2 separate regions of the Mus musculus genome follow, and region 2 is linked to region 1. The links are chromatin loops, found by intact Hi-C in ENCODE. Cell type or tissue: left cerebral cortex. All regions are shown on one strand. Links, peaks and the distances in the headings refer to the core of each region. The heading gives the core; the rest is flanking DNA. Region 1 has its middle 280 kb from the start of Zfat. Region 2 has its middle 360 kb from the start of Zfat.

Evidence for each region. Peaks named below come from ENCODE experiments on the same cell type or tissue, not always from the same donor. Only the 100,000 strongest peaks of a DNase experiment are listed, where the experiment ranks them.
Region 2: a loop joins it to region 1, with 4 times the contacts of the local background. A loop is called at or near these places in 2 of 42 quality-filtered maps.

What each region holds. Positions count from the first base shown.
Region 1 is chr15:67,977,937-67,989,214 of GRCm38, forward strand. No RefSeq gene overlaps it. Among named protein-coding and RNA genes, the nearest start is that of Zfat, 280 kb to the right of the region's middle. In left cerebral cortex, for the core only: a CTCF peak has its summit at 5,517 (motif pointing left); a DNase peak (open chromatin) is centred at 4,126; H3K27ac peaks cover 260 bases.
Region 2 is chr15:67,894,405-67,905,682 of GRCm38, forward strand. No RefSeq gene overlaps it. Among named protein-coding and RNA genes, the nearest start is that of Zfat, 360 kb to the right of the region's middle. In left cerebral cortex, for the core only: no CTCF peak of the experiment used is centred there; DNase peaks (open chromatin) are centred at 4,890, 5,447, 5,739, 6,893 and 1 more place; H3K27ac peaks cover 1,243 bases.

The DNA.
Region 1 (11,278 bases), core at 1,613-9,612:
ACAAGCCTGCATCCTACATAATAACCCTATATCTTCAGTTTGGATGGATCTGATGCTCTCTTCTTACCACACACTCACCAGCATGCACACCTGAGCATACACTCAGACAGACACACATAACAAATAAATAAAACTTTTTAGGAAGTGCAATGCTGATAAGAATATGCACCAAAATGTAGGTTCTCTGATTTGAGTATCCTTACACAAAATACTTGAGAATTTGAGGTTTCAGACATTTTCAAAATTTGGAAAATTTGAATATGCCTAATGGCATATGTTGGGAATAGAATCCAAGTGATCCAAGTTGTTTCACATGTACATTGTACACATCACATGAAGTAAATTGGCATAATCTTAGCTACACGGTTTTCTGTTTTACTGTTAGCATCTCTATCTTAATTTAAAATCACAATAAGATGAAGGATTATTACCAAGACAAACAGAGAATCCCATCCTGAAGCTTTGTTTGTTTGTTTGTTTGTTTGTTTGTTTGTTTTTTCTACACGAGACTTCAAATTAAACATTTGAGGATGTTAACCTTTACTCCCAAGGAGAGATGTTTAATGTTGAATGACACCTACCAGTTAGGGAACATTTGCAGAGAAATAGGTACTCCAAGTGTGATTTAGAGCATGCGGACATTCAAGGATGGGGTGGCCAGCCTAGAAGGCAATTGCTCTGGGTAACATGGCCAATGGGTTTCTCAAAAATTTCTCAGCCTTGATGAGAAAAAGTCAAGAAGGTCTATGAAGTCTGCAGGAGATGATTACAGTTTGCAATCAAATTATGCAGGGAGAGAGAGAGAGAGAGAGAGAGAGAGAGAGAGAGAGAGAGAGAGTTAGCATGGCATCTGGTGAAGAAAAATATCTACACAGATATTTATTCTACCTTGACACAAGACATCTGGTGGAAACTTCCCAAACATCTGTCTAAGGCTGTGTTTACTGGAGTGGGGTTGAGGTGAGGGTAGTGTGTGTGTGTGTGTGTGTGTGTGTGTGTGTGTGTGTGTGTATGTGTGTTTGAGAGAGGAAGAGGAACACACAGAGAGAGAGAACATATGGAATGGAATAAATCAAAGGAACAAGAGAAGAGGAACAACTGAGGCAGGAGGGAGTAAATACTCCAATATTTCAAATCACATAGATATGTTCAAAGCTCAGTTCTTGTACTCCCTATTGCATTTTCTAGAAATGATCTTCAGCATCATAAATGCAGGCTCATTCTGTGTAAAATGGGAATAGTAACCATAGTGCTACTGGCAGGATAGGAAGAGCTAACACATTCTAGCTGATACTAAATTATTAATAAATTGTGCCATTATTGGGACTATTGTTATTCTCACTAGACTGTTGAAGGATAATGAAACAAAAACCAGATGGACTGAATTCCCCCTCTTTAATGCAAACATTTCCAATAAAAGCAGCTGTGATTATAACCTATCAGTAGAGTAAGTGTGCATCACACACAAAGATCAATTTGTGTGTTGAAGCATACTCTTCACAAAGCATGAGGTCTTTGCTGTGGGCCATGTGGTCCACAGCACCTGGGGGCTCATTGAAAATGCGCAGTCATGGCTTCCAACTCAGAAGCTCAAAATCAGAGTCTACATTTTAACAAGATCCTCTCATGATTCCTAAGTGCAGTACACCATGAGGAACACTGAACTGGAACATAAGGGCTGTGTCCACCAGCACCCCCGACCAGTGTCTAATAAGTGACAGAGGAGGGTCCTTTTTGCTAGCAGCTGGTCCATCAAGCCACAGATGACCAATTTATGCCCTACAAAATAAACAGCTGAGCTGACCAGCAATGCTCAATGCATTCATCCCTAAATGGGAAGCAGATGGTGTTTGTGAAGGGCCGTCCAAATGATTTTCAATGAGAACTGTCCCTTGCACCATGAAGTTTATGAGCAGTTAGGGGCAACAGAGGAGTAGACCATGAAGTCACATTTCTGGATGAGTAACAGGTGGGATAATATATTCTTCCTGGGACCATCAGAGATACTTTCTTAAGAGGTGACAGAGCAGGAGCTCCACCTGAAGAGAAGAAACACTAAGGCACTGGAGAGAAAGAATCCATGAGGTGTAGCCAGAGACGGGTGTGAGATCTGTTCCAGTGCAAGACAGGGCACAAGGACAGCTAAATCTGGAAAGAGGTTTGGAACTGGAATGCAGGTGGAGGCAGTGTGACAGCCTCATCATCAAGGCAGAACAAACTGACGCATAAAGGCATGCCATCATAAGCAAGACAGTGTGTGGCACACATGTGCGTGCTATTCATTTTATTCAGCTATAGCCTAAGCAATACGATATAACCTCGCTGTGGCCCAGACAAGGCAATTCCATGTCATCTGAACTTGATTTGTAGTGTTTAGCTTCAGAGACTAGCTCACTTTAAGGGCTTCCTCTCTCTGGTTTGCAATTTCCAGGCTCACTTTAATTCTTTTTCTAAAATATAGAATGGACACCTTATACTCTTAAATGGAGACAGCAGAGAAGGCTGTCTCCATACCAGAATGTACCCATTTTCATGTGGTTGAGCATTGTCCCTGCAAAGTGGCTTTTCATGGTGGCCCTACTTTATCAAGTAAGGTCTTGAGCCTTTATTTACATTGCATGACCATGAAACTAGTTCTCAGCAAAAATGTAGATGCAGAAGAAATATATTCATGCCTAAACGAAGGCTTAGAAGAAGAGGCCATGTTTGTATACCTTCCTCTGCTCACATGTTGGATGCTAAGTGTGGCAAGACCTTAGGAGAAGGCAGCGTCTGCATCCCAAGTTTCTATATCAAGGAAGGCAACCCCCAGAAAATTTGGAGGAACAACTGTGCTTCACTGCCACACAGGCAAAAGATAAGCTCCTGGTATACCAGGGCCATTGCAGGTTTTCAGGTTCCTATGTTATAGCCATGTATTAGCATCACCATGATACAGATACTGAAGGAGTGAATTTTCTGATAAAGGAAGAAAAGGGTAAGACAACACTTGGATTACAGTGTCTTCTTGCATACAGTGTCTTCTTGCATACAGTGTCTTCTTGCATACAGTGTCTTCTTGCATACAGTGTCTTCTTGCATACAGTGTCTTCTTGCATACAGTGTCTTCTTGCATACAGTGTCTTCTTGCATACAGTGTCTTCTTGCATAGGGAACAGCCAATGAGTGTCTTCTGGGTGAGTTACATTTCTGGCTGCTGTAACCACATCCTGACAAGAAGCATCTCAAGGAGAGGTTTATTTAATTCACCATTCTTAGAGTATAGTTTACCATGGTGACAATGGGGAAGTTATATGGTGGCTGGGGCATGACATGACTGGTCATGTGGTACACTGGCTAGTTTTATGTCAACTTGATACAAGCTAGAATCGTCAGAGAGGAAGGACCCTCAATTGAGAAAATGCTCCCATAAAATTGGGCCGTAGGCAAGTCTGTATAGCATTTTCTTGGGTGAGGATGGGTAGGGCCCAACCCATTGTGGGTGGAGCCACTCTTGGGCCTGTGGTCCTGGGGACTGTAAGAAAGCAGGCTGGGCAAGCCATGAGAAGCAAGCCAATAAGCAGCACCTCTCCATGACTGCTGCATCAGCTTCTGCCTTAAGGTTCCTGCCCCATTTCCATTGCTTTCCTGACTTTCTTAAAGGATGAACTGTGAAATGGAAGCAGAATCCAAATAAACCCTTTCTCCCCCCGCCAAGTTGTTTTGGTCACGGTACTTCATAACAGCAAGAGTAGTCCTAAGATGCATGCTATCCAGAGTCAGCATGCAAAGACAGAAACTAGTGCTTTAGCTAGCTCCCTTTCTACTTTTGATGCAGTCCAGGACCCCCACTCATTGGGGTGGTACTTTCCCCCTCAATTACCCTAATCTAGTTACTCTCTCACAGACATGCTTAGAAGCCTGGTTCTATGGTGATTCTATATCCCATCAAGTTGACAAGATTAACACCTACAGAACCACTGTTGACAAGTTGACAAGATTAACACCTACAGAACCACTGTTCACCTCAAACATAAGGAACAGCACAAATTTATTTTCTGTTTCCAAGACTAGCTTGCAGCCACTATCCAACAGAGCAGGGCGGAGCGTTCAGCAGTGGAAGGATGGCATCCTGTCCTCATTTATCCATCCAAGGGAACAAAAGCTGCTGAATGGTTCTCGCTGAGTTTCTATGTATTTATTTTTAAATGCAGAGCTTGTTTTGTGCCAGGAAAGATTTAAGACAGCTTACAAGATGGCTTAATTTAGAAATGAAAATGAAAGGAAAAAAAGTCAAAACAGGGTGGGACTATGAAACTGAGTCAATAATACAGCTAAACATGCAATCACCAATGGCTTACACACTTGCCACAAATTTGGATCTGAGATATCTGGAAACTGAATCAAAATGTGATATGTGCTCTATGCTATAATGTCCATAATTAATGTCTCAATATCCTTATTTGTCATAGTCCAGAAGCTCCACAGAGGACTGAGCCTATGCCTTTCACAGTACTTACTCCTGTGCCCACATGAGCTAGCCCAATTCCCAGTCCACAGCAAGACCACAACAAAATCATGTGCATGAAACGCTGATGCAACCTGAGGTTCAACCATTCTTAACACTGAGACCTAGACACAGCCACTCCCCAGATCCTTGAAATATGATTAAACATGATGGACTAGCAAGCTGTGTCATCATATACCTATGAGGGGTCCAATGGCAGATGGACAATGCCCTATACGTAGGGCTTCACTTCCTGAAACCCCTGTGTCCATGGCAACTGAGTAAATACAACACAGAAGAATTTCTTCATGGATGTACTATCTCATGTTCACAAGCTCCATTCTTAGCCAGAAGGATGTAACCTTGAGAATTGGCATCTATTTGTTGGAAGGGCTGGGATACACAACTCATCACCTACCCTCCATTCAACAGTGTGTTTCTTCAAGTATCTTATTTCCTAACAATGTGGTGGCTTTGGCCTTGATCTTGGACTTACTCAGACCATTATAAAGAAGCCATTTTCTCCCACTAGAACCTGTATTTCCCAAGGGGATAATTGAAAGGCATTACCAATCCTGTTAGTGAGGGGCTCCCCAGTGAAACTGTAATTAGTTGGACCAAAGTACAAAATAACTGACTTTTATTAACAAATGAGACCTTTCCTTTGTGCTTGCTGAAGCTTTATGGCTGGCCTGTTTCCATGTTGTTGTTGTTTGGTTTGGTTTGGTTTGGTTTGTTGCTGTGGCTTTTGACACTGTGACTGGAGTAGCAAAGTCAGCAGTGTTTCCTTAGAAGGAACAGAAGATGGCCTGTTTAAGTGGCAGAGCGTAAAGGGCCAATAGAAACATCAGAGATCAGGCCTAAGGCTGGAGCAAACTAAAGATCAGGAGAGGAGATTCACAAATCCTGCCTGCCCCATATATGGAGACAGCAGGTGGTCCTCAAGTGGGTAGACAAGGCTTATGGTCAACAGAAGGCAAGTTAACCCTCAGGCTCTATCTGCACTGACCCAGTCAGTGTGACAGCGCCCCCTAGAGTTTTGCTGTTTATCTGTCAAGCAGGACACTGAGAGGGCTCACCCATATGAAACAGCATTTAAAAAGAGTTCCAGGTGACCTCTGCCTTATATAAGGACTTTCAAAGCATTATTTTCTCTTTCTCATACTATTCTATATGGGCACTGCTGTGCCCATTGCCCAAAAGGGAAAGTGAGACTTGGAAAGGTGAAAAGAGTTATTAAAGTAAATAATGAAACCAGAACTCCAGACAGATCTGAATTCACACTCCCGGCTCTTAATTGCTCTAATGTATTTCCTTCCTATAAAGGATGGGAGTAAATACTGTCCAGATGTTGTGTAGAACAATTTTTGAGTTTTGCCCTATCAGCTGAAGACGCATCCTTAAGTTTTCCTTGCTGAGACTGATACCTTGTTCGAGAAGACATTTATGTTAGAATGCCAAGGCAGTAAGAATGCTCGCCAGGGCACAGAGGCACCGGCACAGCAGATCTGGCCTTACAATTGCTCACTGCACGTGGGCACCTCTAACAGAGATCATGGCAGTGCGAGGGCATGTATCAAGTTCGGCCAGTTAAATTCTCCCTCCTGAGGCAAGCAGTTGCCTTCTGTTCTCCACAGAGAGAGCTGTCGGGGGCACATTCAAAGGCAGAGCACAGCTGGGGACACTTTGAAGGCAGCAAATCTGAGCTGAGGCCAGCACGAGTTGTGATGGATCTTTCAGAGCTGGAACTGTCACTGGGAAAGGATCCCTGCCTGGTGGCAATGGGCTCCAACATCCATGAGGCACACCTGTCTGCGATATACAGAGGGAATGGGAATAAGACACAGCAAATGACATGTTCACAGCAAGATGTTCGGGCATCCCAGTGCCTTTCTGCTCTCAGAGAAATCAGTCAGGAAGAGAAGCCCAGCATGCCTCAGCTTCCCCTTCATCTGTCTTACTCTGGATCAGCTTGCTCCTAAATGATAGCTTCATCCTTTTGGTTTTTCAGACAGGGTTTTAAACTTGTGGCCCTTGCTATCCTGAAACTCCCTGCATAGGCCAGACTTGGCCTTGAAATTATAGCGATCCTTCTGCCTCAACCTCTGGGAGTGTTGAAATTCCAGGAGTGATCCACCACACCAGATTCCATCCGTTTAACTTTTTGTCTTCTAAGTATAGATTTAATTGTTCCCCCTCTGTTCTTCCTTTTTTTAACTTCTTTGCATTCTCCCCTTCCCCATTATTCCGCCTCTTCTCTTGCTTTTCCTGCCTTCCCCTCTTTTCTCCCCTCTCTGCTTTCTCTTCCCATATACCCTTCTCTCCCCCTCCCCTCCTCCTTCCTCTCACCTTTCCTCTCCCCATCCCCATTTCATGTCCTTCACCCTCTCCCCATTCTTCTTGCTCATGTCATTCTCATATCTCTCCCTATATGTACAGACAGATCTAAGTCTGAAGGAATATCTCTTCATTTCTGGGCTCTGCACACATAAACCCAGAGACGAAGTCCAGCCAATCACCCAATTCCATATCTCCAACCCCAGTTCCTCCACGGGTCATCCTCTGAATGCCTGAAACACAGACATTCTTCTAGGTCTTGAAACATACCCAGCCTCATTCCAAGATGATATTCTCCCTAGTGCCTGTGCCAAAACAAGAACTAACAATAGGTGGTAGGTCCACCCATGGCTCAAAGCTGAGATTTGTCTCCATTCTGGAGTCTACGCTCAACTCATTGGCCCCAAAACTCATATTTTTGGCTAAGGCCAGACAGAAAATTATGCAGAAAGAAAAGACAAGGCTTCCTTTACCTAAAGCTGTTCAGTCAACATAAGATATGATTTTAAAATGTCACAGAGCCTATTTTAAAGTTTCTTCTGCGTTATATTTATTTGCTTACAATTTTGAATTTTTACCCAGATAGCTTCTAGGGTGAAATAACAAATATTTCTCATATTTCACTGTATGCCTTCTAAGGTATGTCTTTGGTTTTTTTGTTACCTTTTAAATAGCACATCGAGAGGATTCTAATCCTTTCTGGGTCTTCTCCATCTTGTATTTTGAAGCATTTTCCCATAGTCTAATTAGCAATGGAAATCGTTGAAACAGATCTTGAAGTCTGAAACGAGGGTATTTGAGATTTAGGAAAATCACCAATTGTAGTTCCCAGCTCATTTGTAGGCTTCTTACATAGCAAATTCAGGGATGGGCTACATCAATGCATTTCTTTCTACTGAGAGGGAAGTATAAAGAGCAGAGGGTAGTTTTGTAATGAGGTTAGAATAAAAGGCATATGAGTAAGTATTGATAATTAAACTGCTGGTGAGACAATATGGGACACGCCGAGAAATAGAGACAAGAGGATTAAGAGTTAAGACCAGCCTCAAGGACAAAGTAGTCAGAGGCCAGCCCAAGCTGCGTGAGACTCTATATTAGATAACAGAGGGCTGGAGAGATGGCTCAGTGGTTAAGAGCACTTCCTGGTCTTCCAGAGAAAACTTTTTTTTTCAGAAGTAGGAAGCATTCAGGTAATTTTCAGGCCAAAGGCATATCAAAATATATAAAAAAAATGATATATGAAACCTAAGCAAATAAATCAATACTATGTGAAAGTCCCGTAAATCAAGTATAAGGTAGATGTGTTCCAGGAATTCAGCTTTTGAAAACCAATTAATGTAATTCCCTATAATAATAAAAAAGACAAAATGAATTACTGGCATCCCAGTGCATATAGAAAAAATACTCATAACATTTCATATCAGCACAAGTCTTCAACATTACATGAATCAGGTGGGAATAAACTTCCTTAATCTTAATGGTGTGGTATTTTAAAGTCCAAAAATATTTAATGGGAAAACATTGAAATTGATTTCTCTTAGATTGACAATATGGCAAGGAATCTCACCTTAATTACTTCCGTTCAACACTGTCAAGCTCCAAGCCAATCTAATCTAGCAAGGAAAAATAAGAATTAAAACAATAAATATAAACATATAGTTATTGCTCCATTACAATGTTGAATACTCAGAAAGTCTAAAACATCGAGTAATTAACTATTAGAACTCATAGACCTGGGGAAGGAGACAGACACAAGGACTCTATACTAAAGTCCAATGCTTTTCTATATATCTTATGTTAGAATAGAAATGAAATAAAAAATACTCTTTCCAAAGGCATTAAAACATCAAGTATTTAGAAACGCATTTTTATATATGCAAAACCTCCATAGAGTCTTTACAAACCATGACCAAAGATATCTAAATTTAAATAAATAATAGAGCAAAGCATATTTATAAATTAGAATACTCTCCATTTTAAGATGCAAATCATTCTCAATTTCATCTTTTGCTTCATTGAAATATTACCCAGTCACCCATTAACAGTCATCTGCAGACATAGCCAAGTAAGGTCTTCCTAAAGCAATTTCTGTATCAAGCAACCAAAACACTGGGTATGTTGGGGTGGAGGGGATCCCTCAAATATTTAAAGACCATTCAAATTAAATTCATGGAGAATGAAAGGCTAAGGAGCATTTATTCAAACACAATGTGCCTCAGTATAAGGGTTTTGTACCATAATTTTGTACCTCATCCTCTGTGCAGCTCTGTAGTCATGTTTAAAATCAATCATGTAGAACCATGTACTGGCTGGTTTTGTGTGTCAACTTGGCACAAGCTGGAATTATCACAGAGAAGGGGGCCTCCCTTGAGGAAATGCCTCCATGAGATCCAGCTGTAAAGCATTTTCTCAACTAGTGATCAAGGGTAGGAGGGCCCATTGTGAGTGCTGCCATCCCTGGGCTGGTAGTCCTGGGTTCTATAAGAGAGCAAGCTAGGGGAAGCAAGCCAGTAAGTAACATCCTTCCATAGCCTCTGCATCAGCTCCTGCTTCCTGACCTGCTTGAGTTCCAGTCCTGATTTCCTTTGGTGATGAACAGCAACATGAAAGTGTAAGCTGAATAAATCCTTTTCTCTCCAACTTGCTTCTTGGTTATGATGTTTGTGCAGGAGTAGAAACTCTCACTAAGACAAACCATGAAAAGGTTACAGCCCCTCAGCCAGAGCAGATGACAGGGCTATTCTTCCTAAAGGCTCCATTCACAGGTGTTCCTTGTTATTGGACATGCTTGGCAGGTCCCTGTATATCCTGACTCACAAGATTTGTCTTTACTTGAGCTAATGCAAATCCCTCAGTTTGAACAGACCTTTTACCTCACTGAAATTGCCGAAAGCAGTCAGGGGAGCCCGTGAGTAGTGGACTGGGACTCTGCAGTTTGAACAAGAAGGAAAAAGAGAATGGAGAAATGGGAAAGGAGGCTGAGAAGTCTGAGGACGAGCATGAACATATCAAGATAAGCATAACTGATATTCCCGAAAGAGAGGCAAAAGAGAGGGGCAAAAGAACCTTGAAACAATGATAGGCATGCCTAAAACCCGACGAAAAACCTTTAGCATCACATTTGAGAAGTTTGACTAATTCTAAACAAGGTAAATTCAAAGAGAGCCACATCCACACACATCCAGTAAGTAACATCCTTCCATAGCCCCTGCATCAGCTCCTGCAGCCAAGATGACAGGAGACAAAGTCTTGAAAACAGAAAAAAGAAATCTGCTCATTAACACAACGCCCAGAATCACGGACACAATTTCGAAAAAGAACAAAGTTGGACAACTCTCATCTCTGTCAGAACTTACTGTAAAGCTAGTTATGTCAATGGTGTGAGACTGGGGGTGGGTGGGAGAGACTGACAAGTCTGGAAATAAATCTTCATATTTACAGTCAACTGGTTTTGGAAAAAAAAAAACTGCCATTTACAGTCACTGAGTAATAGGTAATCCGGGATAATTAGATATCTTATGGATAAAAATGAGCTTAGACTTTTCACACTCATATCCAAATATGACTCAAAATGATTCAGAAGCTTGAATGAGATCAACTTCTAAAAGCAGCATAGGACAGTTCTACAGAGATAGCTCAGTGGTTAAAATACTTGTTGCTTAAGCATGAGTACCTGAGTTCAGATTCCTAGCACCCAGGTAAAAACCCAGGTGTGACAGTGCATGCCCATTATCCCTAAACTGTGAGGTATAGACACACGTGTGTGTGTGTGTGTGTGTGTGTGTGTGTATGTATGTATGTGTGTGTGTGTGTGTATACATATACATATACATATACATATACATATACGCATACGCATACGCATACGCATACGCATACGCATACGCATACGCATACGCATACGCATACGCATACGCATACGCATATATACATATATACATATACATATACATATACATATATATATATATATATATATATATATATATATATATAGCTTTGAGACAAGTTCTCACTATGTCGCCTTGGCTATCCTGAAACTCACTATACAGACAAGACTGGTCTAGGACTCAAAGAGATCTCCCTGCATCTGTCTCCCAAGTGCTGGGACTAAAAATAAATATGCCTACCTGACAAATATTTTAATTTCAAATGACTGTTGTAAGTAAATAAGCATATAAAACAATTGACTGGTAGAAAATATTTGCAAAATTCATACTCAAGAAAGGACTCATACCCATAATTTTCAAAAACGACATATATCCTATAACACAAAACAATCAAAGGATGGGAAAATTATGCATAGAAGTGTCATCAGTTATGAAATGGCTAATTTATACATTGCAGGTGCTAATATAGGGATATGAACAAAACCACAGCAAAATACATTCCCACAGAGAGTAAGTATAATACAGGAAAAGGATTAAAGCTGAATTCTGAAGACGTAGAAACATG
Region 2 (11,278 bases), core at 1,618-9,617, 84 kb before region 1:
ATTAGCTAATTCTGTGGGTTTTCTTGTGGTGTCCTCAACCCCACTGGCTCCTACAATCATTCCTCCCCCTCTTCGGCAAGATTCCCCAAGTTCTACCTAACCTTTGGCTGTGAATCTCAGCATCTGGCTCCATCGGCCGCTGGATGAAGCCTTCCTGAATGAAACTATGCTAGGCTCCTGTCTGCAAGTATAACAGAATATCTCAGTATACTTTTCTCAGATTATTTATTAGGAGAAAATAAACATCGTTAAAAATGAAATGATCTGGTAGACAGCACCTTAGCATAGCCATTGTCACCAATCATGGTACTGTGCCCCTCCTGATATGATGTGCTAAGAGTTCTTTCCAATCTAGACAAGAGAAAACATTGACACCAATTATAATGGAGGAACCTTTCAGACAACCTCAGTCTAGACTCTTCAAAGGATCCCAAGAAGCTGTAGTCGTTACTCATCCCATTTGCTCTCAGCACTTAACCTACCAGCACTAAAAGCTACCAGGAACACTGGGAAGCGAATGCCCTGGACCAGTCTCCATTCAACAATGAAGCACTCGATTTCTTAGCAAAAGATAAAAGTAACTCTGGAGCATTTTCTACTTTGTCTCCTAGAGTTCCTAGAATTTGCATTGTTGTTGTTGTCACTTGAATCTTGCTGTATCGGCTAATTGCTTGGTAACATGCTTATATGTTCTCTTTCTTCCCTTTTCCTGCTCCCTCTGCCCACTCCTAATCATGTTCCCTTGAATCATATTTCAAATATCTATTTGCATTCAGATTCCTGGCTTGATAGCTGCTCTGGAAAAATCTAATCTAACACTGTCATGATGGGCATGCTAAAGAGGACTGAGGAGGCTCAACCATCGTTGCAAGCAAGCTCATGGACTGGGAACAAGATTGAAAGAGCACATTTTCTGTGCCATTATTATAATAATTAGCAAAGAATGGATATAAACTTCAGAGAAGACATTTTATTTTTCCTACAGTTCTAGAATTTTGCAATAATATTGAGTCAACATAAGATTATATCCTTAGTCTTAGGAGCCAAGCATGGAGGTAGTAGAGGTAAAGGGTAAGTTTATTCAGAAATAATTTACTAAAAAACAGAAGAAGATGGAGATTTGTGTGTGTGTGTGTGGGTGTGTGTGTGTGTGTGTGTGTGTGTGTGTGTGTGTGTGTGTGGGTGTGTGTGTGTGTATTTTGACTGTATGTGTGTCTGAGCACTACTTGGATACTGGGTACACACAAATGCCAGAAGAGGGCATTGGAGTCCCTGAAACTGAAGTTATAGACATATGCCAACATGTGGGTGCTAGAAATTGAATCTTGGTCCTCCAGAAGAGCAGCCAGTGCTGTTAACCATTGAAGGCAGCAAACATACAATATCAGAAGACTTGGAACATGCTTAAAAGACATCACTTTTCAAATTTTAGATAATGGAAAATGTAAAGTTTATAGTGACTTATTAAAGGAAATTAGAAAGCAACTAAGATTTCCTGCTGCTGCCAAGAGATATAAATCCTCTCATATTCCCTCTGTGTCTCTGCCTCTCTCTCTCTCTCTCTCTCAATGTTACTGACCCATGTGTAGGGTAGTTTCTACACTGAAGTGAGCTGTAATGAACTTCACAGCATTCCCACTTTGCTCAGTCTGAGAAGGTGTTTCTATTTTCCCTAGTCCAGAAATGCTAGGCACCTTACCCAAGATTTCACACTTGAAAAGTGGCACAACCGCAATTAAGATGCTGCTCAGCCGGCTTCAAAATATCCAGGTTCAATTGCCAATGTTTCTCTGAGCTTGTACACCAGGGTAGAGGGCACTAGAGATAAGCAGCAGTTAAGAGCACTTATTTCTCTTCCTGCAGACATGGGTTCAATTCCCAGCATCGTATTTCAAATTAAAAATGAGCTGTCACTTCAATTCCAGATCTGTTGCCCTTCTTCTGACCTCAGTGAGCATCAGACATGCATATATAGTCACGCATGTAGACAAAAATCCTCATGCACATAAAATGAAAACATGAGTGCCTACATGTTTGCACATTTGTGCATGTGCATATGCACACACACACACACACACACACACACACAATAACTGTAAAGAGTTCATGAAGTGGAGGGACATGGAAGGAGTTGGGAGATAATATAGGAACAGTGCTCAAGTAAGAAGTTCTCCAAAGAAAATCTTTACTCTTTCCCTCCTCCATCAGGACCACATGATTGTTTTCAATAAAGGGATATGAGGCAAGCCTACAACTGCTCTTTGAAATCCTAACTTTTGACTTTAATGCAGGTAATTGAAGATCACCAAAAGCTTGATAGAACTCAGAGAACTGTTAGCAATTGAACCTGATCATTTTTGTAGATAAAGAACTCAAAGTCTGGAAAAGAAGGAAACACTGGTTGGAGCAGGCAGCTGATCAGTAGAGAAGGCAGGCCTGGAGTTGTTAGACAAGACAGCACTGGGAAGATGGGTTGGCACACCCAGATTCAATTTTTCCTTATTTTTAAAAACCATGTACTTCCTCCTTTGTTGAGCTAGAAATGCTCTGACAAGCTTGGAAATGTTAATAGACCATCTGAGGACTGGTACCAAATGCAGCTGAAAATATAAAACAGGCTTTTGAGTGTACTGACTTCTCCCTCCCTCCAGGGTAGCAGATATGCTTAGGAATAGGATCGTGCAAGGTATTGATAGAGAAAAGACTCATAGGCAGTCCAGACATGCTGAAGGGTGCAATAAACTGATAGTGGAAATCAGGAGGCCAAAAGACCCTGGGAGAGAAATAAATCCCCCCCACCCAACTAGCTTGGAAAAATAGAAACTCATTGAGACCAGAATCTCCTGAGTAGCCTCACCACGGAGGAAAGAAACAGTTATCTGGGTACAGTGCTGTGAATGGGGAGAAGAGTATAAATATCACAGGAAAGAAAATCATGTCCAGACAGAGTAATGCATGCATTCTCTCTCTCTCTCTCTCTCTCTCTCTCTCTCTCTCTCTCTCTCTGTACACTGGTGTGTGTGAGCATATATTATGTGTATGTATATGCATATCTGTGCAGATGCATGGGTGAACATTTGTGTATGTAGGAAAAGATGAGCGTGTTATGTGCATCATAGGCATGATTTTGTGATATGTTTGACTCACATATGTGTATGATATCTAAAAGTGTTTACACATCTGTATACTTGTTTATGTGAACATGTATACTTGTGTAAGTAGACAAATATATGCTTATCATGTATGTGTATCATGTAAATACTATCATGTATGTGTATCATGTAAATACTATGTGAAGGCATATTTACATGTATATGTTTATACTGCATGTATGAATGAATAAATTATGAAAATGTACTGGTATATTTGTATAATTGTATATATAATTATATATACATGTATATGTTCTGTGTTTGTATGAGCATATTTATATATGTGTTTGTATGAGCATATTTATATATGTGTGTATGAGTGCATACATGCACACAGGGGTACAGATATAGAAAAAATAAAAGTTCATGTATGTCAACAGACATACCCTTATCACTAAAACCAAATACATGCAACAATGCATATGCATAAATATACAACATATGCATACACATGGATATTCACACATACTTACACTATACACACACACACACATATTCATATATGCACACATCACACCAAAGTTTCTTTCTTTCTCAGCAATAGGTTCTAAATTAAAGCCTTGTACATTAGAATCTAGCTTTGTCTTTCTACTTGAGCTAAATGAGACAAAATTCATATTTATATTTGAAAGAAATCTTCCACAAATTAATCCTTTAATTGCACAGAGTTTGGCCCAGATTCACACATTCAAGTATCAAGGAAACTCTAAGGCATCACTGCCAGAACCCTCAGGAGAAAATGGTCAATTCCATAGAGTAGGGATACTGGTACACACACACACACACACACACACACACACACACACACACACAAAAGTGTTCAAAACCCATTGACAGCCTTGGTTGTTGGGGTGCAGGTGTTGGAATGAGTGACTGTTCTTGGAGGGATGATAAATTTTTCAAAGCAACCATCAAATTGACAGGTGATTTGGCTCCATCAGATATGCCAGCATGATTGATGTTCATTCATCAATGGAGTCAAGATTTGATCTATCAACCCAGCAGTGTAATCAGAACATTATCCACCCTGAGTCCTACATCCTGATGAGAAACTTAGTAGGGGGCTGTCTACATTACTGTTATTGTTATTATTCTCTCAAGGGGTGCCTGTATCTAATGAATTATAACTAATTTCTCTTGTGGTCTATTGCAATTTGCCACTTTGCTCCTCTTGTCAAAAACCCAATATAATCTTCAGCCAAAATAATACAGCACAACATTATGATAATGATGCCAGCATTTCATCCATCAGCAGGAATGGAATGATTGCTTAACACATTTCAGAAGACTTCCTGGTGCATATGAAAAGTTGCCCTTCTGGAAATCTTTAGATTAAATGTTTAGATTATTCTCCAGGCTTTGGAAAAGCCTCTGGGAACTGAGAAAGCCTTTCTCAAGCCTCACACCCTGAATAGGCCAAGGCAGGGATAATCAGAATCAATTAGAAGAAAGTTTAAACTCTAGGCAACGGTTGCTGAAGATGCCAGTGACTGGCTTCGAACATCCATCTGTCTCAAATTGACTAACTCAGGGAGCTGGCATGCAGAGATAATGAATTCAAGGTCATAGGATCAAGTTCATGTGCATCCAAGCCAACTAGCTTGGGGAGAGTGGTGGGTAAGGCAGAGGCCATGGCAGTTGGATCGCCTCCAGCCTCATTGGCTCTGTGTGCATACAGCACTGGTTGCCAAAAGAGAAAGCTGGCAGGAGTGGGTGGATTGCAACATCATTTGATTTAAAGAGCATTGGTTGAGATGCCAGCTGAAAATAGTATGCCTCTCAACTTAGAGGAGCTAGCAGAGAGAGTGAGGCCTGGGCTCAGTCTTCCAGAAGCTCCCAGACTGATAAATGAAAGGAGCCAGAGCTTTGTGTCCTATAAAGGCTGGGAAAGGGAAGGAACATAACAGGAGTGGGAGCCTGGAGCTTAAAGATTAAGAAAAGCCCATGGAGGTACAAGGACCGCAACATCTTAACAGAGCTTTGGGGAATAATTATTATTACTTCATCAAAAATAAACAGGAAGTATGTGAGGCAGTGAGTATACTCTTAGGATCCTCCTTCAGCAATGACTAGAGGTTTCAGCTCTCCCTCCAAAGTCAGTTTCCTTTATACAAATTCTCTCTTCTCAAGGCTTTTTAACCATTCATCATCATTGTAAACTAGTGATTGTAGTGATTTCATCAGTATCCCCTCCATGCATGGCCATGGTCACCATATGACATCATCCCTGCTTGCAGGCTCCCGTGTTTAGACATCTGGTCCTGTTTCCAGCTGGTGCTGCTCCTTTTTGAGTGTGGGGTCTGGCCAGCAGAAACGGAACCCCAGGGGTTAGCCTTAAAGGGTTATGGCCAGGCCCTGCTTTAGATCCAGATCCCATGCTTTCTGCTTCCCAATCAGCCAAGATGTGAAAGAGGTGCTTTCTCACTTTGCAGCTGCTGCAGATGACGCATGGTCGTCCCTCGGTTACACCATGCCCTCTCTGGTGTGCTGTGGGATCTGAACATGAGATCAAAATCCTTTCTTTCTTAAGTTGCTTCTTTCTAGCCACTAGAAAAGTAACTGAAGCAACCACACCTTATTTATTTAAATCAAGCAGCAGACTGGATCCGTTCCATGCATGACAGTTTGGTGAGTGTTGCTTTACATAATGAATTGAAGAACAAACTGCCTATTGTCAATACAAGGTACATTGATAGGGAATAAGGACCATGATCCAGGACGGGATCAGGGACCAGAAAGAGTTGTTTTTAAGACAGTTGCTAAAGTGAGCCACTAGAGCTTAGTCCCAAGAATAAACTGAGGAGTACAGTTAAAATCCAACCTCAGAATCATCCCAACCCTAGGCAGAAGAGGGCTGAGGTCTTAATATGTCCTCTCATATTCCCCACAGCTTTAGAGCTGCTCCTAGGAAGAAATAGTGTTTCCTGGAAATTCCAGCCCATGCAAATCTTAGGAAGATTGAGTGTTTCGTTTTCTTTGAGCATGGCAGCACTGGCCCCAGGGGTCAGGAGAGCGATTCAGAAGCAGCAGGAAGATCTTTGGTGCTGGAGAAAGTATACTGTCTGAAGTTGGCTCTGTCCTTTGCATCAAGCCTGCTTTCAGCTCACTCACCCTTCATACTGATTGAATAAAGACATTGAAATATCTTAAGAAAGAGTCTGACTATGGAGAGAGCTGAATCCAAGGCCACATCATCAGAACTCTGCCTCTGATTCTTTAAACCCCAGCCAAGGATTGGCTGTTTTAGGTCAGGGTAACCTAACATCGATGTTTCTGTAACTGAGTGTGTATTCACTTGATGACAACATCTTTTCTAAAAGAATGAAGAGATCCTGAATAGGCCTGTGTAAGCACACAGTAGGTCCTCAGTATGGCTAACCTTCAAACCATTCTCACCTGTGATATAAGTAGAATATACTCACTTTGTAGAAAAGAACAAAACAAAATTCTTGCCTTTTATTATTTTGAGGCTCTTCTTCGGCCCGATTCCACAAGCTAATGTGCTCTTGCCAAATGCAGCTGTGGACTCATCAGGAAGACTTTGCCTCTGCCGACTCTTCTTGCACTCGCTTAGTGGATGGCACAGTGTGCTGCTTGAGTAAAGCCGCAGTGCTGCTGGCTGATGGGAGTTGAAACCACAGAGCTGAAGCCCTGCGTCCAGAAGCAATTTCATTCTCATTGCATGATCTATTCTTCTCACTGGCTGTCCCACCGAGCCTGACTCCGTGGGAGAGAACCGTTCTTGCCCAGCCATCATGATGTTCCAGAACCCTGGGGCTCTTCCAAGCAGCATATTTTCAGGCTCATTTCATTTTCTGTCTTGGATTCAACCATCTGGAAAAGAAGTTGGGAGAATGACGCCCCATCTCTTGTCCCACCGGACTTGGAGAGGACATGCCAGCCAAGTTCATGTCAATCTGTTTGTAGATTGGCAAAGGAAAGAAGACCCCCCAGGGCCCCCTGGTGCTGATTGGGACCATGTGCAGCTGCTGGTGGAGTCAGCTCTTTCTGGTTCCCCACCCTGTATGAATATCACGAGTCAGCTTGGCCAAAGTGAACATACAGAGAGAGGAGAAAACTCCTGTCTGTCACTCTTCTTCCCAACCTCAAAGGCTAGCTGTGGAAGAAATTCACTGTCAGGGAATCAACAAGCAGATCTGGGCCTAGGTCAGGAGAGAGTAGTGACATTGCAGAAGTGACCATTGGATAAGATATTCAGCATAGAGGCAGCCCCATGGAGCACAGGACAGATTCCTGCATTGTCTCCTGGCTCTGCCTCTTTCTAGGTCTGTAAACTATGGTGCTTATAACATCCTGTGTCCTCAGCATCCTCATGTGTGTGAAGAAGAACATGCTCTTACTGTTACAGCAAGAATCTCAGCAAAAATTCAAAACAAGGATGACAGACACTAGCCAGCTTTGTAACTGTCATTCACACTGATGGGTTTAGACAAGCTGACTTCAATCAAAAAAGGCACACTCGGAAGTCTTTGGTTGAAATCCTGGCTCTATTTCCAGTTTTCCAAAGTTTGACCCTGACTACTATAATTAAAAGACTTCACCATTCTTAGCCTTAGATTTCCATATTGAAAAACTAAGAAATAAATCCCTCTTGTAGAGGGCTGTGGTGGAATTTAAGTGGTCATGATTAGAATTACTTGAGAAAATAAATTTTTATTTATCCCTGACTCAAAAGTCAATGGATAAAACAAAATATAAAACAAATGATCAAAAGATGTTTCTTGAGTGCGTGAATGAATGAATAAGCCATTTAAAGCATGCATTACCAGACATAATCACACACACACACACACACACACACACATAATCACATTAAGCTAGGCTGCATTCTGAGCACGTCTCTGGTACTGTCACAATCAATCCTTTCAACTGAGAGATAGTTCTAGTGTGTGTGGCTATGATCTTTTAAGGACACTGCAAGTCTTAAAGAGATTAAGTAATACATCCCAAGTCACAAAGGTCACCCACAGAAAAGGTGATTCTAAACCACATCTCTGGACTTTAAGGACAATGGGCTCTTAGACTGACAAATCCAAACACAGGTCTCTGCACTTTTGCAGGTAGAGAGCAAAGCTTGGCTCTCATACCTGGTAACTGGCTGATGCCTACAAAGCATTTGCAAGCATTTCATATTCACCGACCCTGTGTCATCCCGATTTTACCAATGAGAAAATTGAGGGTTGATTAAATACCCCATTTCAATGCGAAGACTAAGTAACAAAGTCAGAATTTCAACTTAGGAAGACTGGCAACTGATCCTATGTTTCAAAAACACTCAAAGACCTGAATGCAGAGACACAGACACATGGCATCGTGTAGCAGGTATTCTTCCCCCTCACAGAATTCCTTTTTCAGACACCTTTGCATCAAAGGGAGCGGAGATTGCCATTCCATCCATCTGACTCTATGAATGGAGCCCTGGAACAAGGATTTGCAGAAGTCTACGATGGGTTCTAGACTCCTCTAGAAGGCAATCTGAAGTCTGGTGCTGCCTTGAGTGTCTTCCAGACTCACAGGAGAATGAGAAAACCCAAGTGACAGGCCCACAGAAGCTTTTGACCTTTTAACAGCCTGTGGCACATCTACAGTTCCTCTTGGCAAGACAGTTCCTCTTGGGCAAGTTCCTCCACCCACAAAGGCTCTAGACACAGCTGAATTGAATGGGGGAGGTATCGCCTTAGAGAAAAGGAAGTCTTAGCAATAAGAAGGAAAGCAAATGGCCTAGAATACAAAGAATCAGAACACAAGCTCCATTCATGCCATGCCTCTTCATGTAAGCACTCACCCTTTGATACCACCATCACCTAATACCTACTCTACCACCTCCATCCTAGCATCTACCTAACTTCAACACTCTGCACTCATCTCAGAACTTAAAACTGGCTCCTATATCTTACTAAGACCACTGGTCAGGATGTGGTCAGCCATACATACCTTGTCACTTACTCCCATATATATAGCTGCCTCCAGGAATCCTATCGATTACTTCTACATATGCAACCTCATCCTCCATGTTTTACTTCCCAAACTTCCATATTTCTTCATGCTTCCATCTAAGCATCTTTCTCCTCCAACCTACACACACACACACACACACACACACACACACACAGAGAGAGAGAGAGAGAGAGAGAGAGAGAGAGAGAGAGAGAGAGGGAGAGAGAGAGGGAGAGAGAGAGATACAAGTATGCATGCACATGCACACACATACACACGCTCCTGCCTCTCCAGTTCCTGTCCCTTCTCTGGCTACAGTCTTATTAATATCCATGATGCAACTAGAATCTGAGCCTCTTAAAGCTACAACTAAGATCTCTTTGAACCTGAATCTTTTGCCTCCCACGAGTACGTGCACATATGACACAGTGGATAAATGGTCACAATTTACTCCATTGTTGGAATCAAATGAGATGACAGATACTTTTGGTAACCAGAAAACAATCATGCAGGCTTACATGTACCACTTGATTATGCCTAAAATGAAAAGGTGAACTTTGCCCAAAGCCTATTTGAAAGAAATCCCTTGTACAGAAAATGTCACAGGATTTTAAAATGGTATTTATCACCACTTACAAGCAGCTATTTTTCTTTGTAAAGGAGCCACTATTTAGCTTTAGTTTATCTGTTCTTATAGATGTCAACTTGCTTTTATTTATATTTTACCTTATTTCAAAAATGCTTTAAAACCATTTCAAAGGATTTAACTATTTGTATGTGTTCTAGCATCTTCCAGCTTCTCCAAAAAGATAAGATACCATATCACCTGAATTTTGGAGTATTTAAGAGTCCTTTCTTCCCTCCCACTGTGGTCTATAATATGGAGAGATATCCCTGTGAGAAGTGGAGGCTGGTTTTTGTCTATACTTGGCTCAGTCTTTAAAGACACTTAAAAATAATAAAATCCTAAGACATAAGGGGTCTTCAGGATTTCTTTTCCCTATTTCCAATGTGACAACTTCGCATCAAACCCCTCTTTCTGATTTACATTTTATTTTTGGCTTATTGAGGACCGGTAGCCTTACATAAATTCAGATACAAGTTATAAACGTGTTCAATAACAACATGCTAATCACAAATGGAATCAATCAGGCATATTTAAGGGTGTCTTCCAGCCACAGTGAACTGATCCTAGGTGGGGAGGAAGGCAGGAAGTTCCCAGCAACTGCTGGAGCCATTTACTCCAGGGACATCTTTCTCTTCCCACTTCAACAACATTAGCTGCTTTTGACCTTTATCAGTGAAGCAGAAAAACCAGTTTGGACTTTGTGTTGGGATTTTCTAGAAATTCTGACCCTGAGGAAGTTTCTGCCTAGCAGCTTAGCTCACCTGTTTCCCTTTTGACTCCTTTGAGCAACTTGGGACTCTTCTGAACCCTTGGCACAGTTGCCATTTTGTGACCACCTTTCTCTTTCCAAGTTTTTCCATTATACATTATTGGAGTATTATCAAAAATAGAAAAACAAAATGGCCATGGTGGCAGTTTGGAGAGCTGAAAAAGGGATTGGCAACATGACTATAACTCACTCATGGACTGCAGAAATAGGGAGGTAGGCTCTGCTATTCCTAAAATTAGAGGCTTCAGGGAGCCATGGTTAGAGGTCTCCTTTGTCTCAGTTTGTCTTTTCCCTGCTGTGACATATGTAGACAGCGTCCTTCTAGCCCTAGGAGAATATGTGATTTAACTTCCTAGAGTATTTTTAAAGTGTTTTAAAGAGGGTCTAAATCCATAACCTAGAAATAAGGCTATCAGTAGGACAGGTCTTGTCAAATTGGAAGCTCCTTTGAGTAAATCTGGAGTTCCCTTGAACTATTTGGGCATCTGCCTTGTGACAGGAAATTTTAAGGTTCTCTTGTGTCATGGGGTTCTGTGGGCCCATTTAGAATAGAGACAGGGTGCTGGGTAGATGTGTGTTGATTTATGTAACCTTGAATGTATTGAGTCATTGTTAGTATGGCCCCTCCCAGGAAGAACTGAAGCAAACCGGTGTTGCATAAACCTAGGATGAGTTCTAAGACAGTAATGGGAAAAGACAAAACAAAACAAAACAAAACAAAACAAAACAAAACAAACAATGAAAAACTCTGTCTCTGGGGCCCCAGAAGAG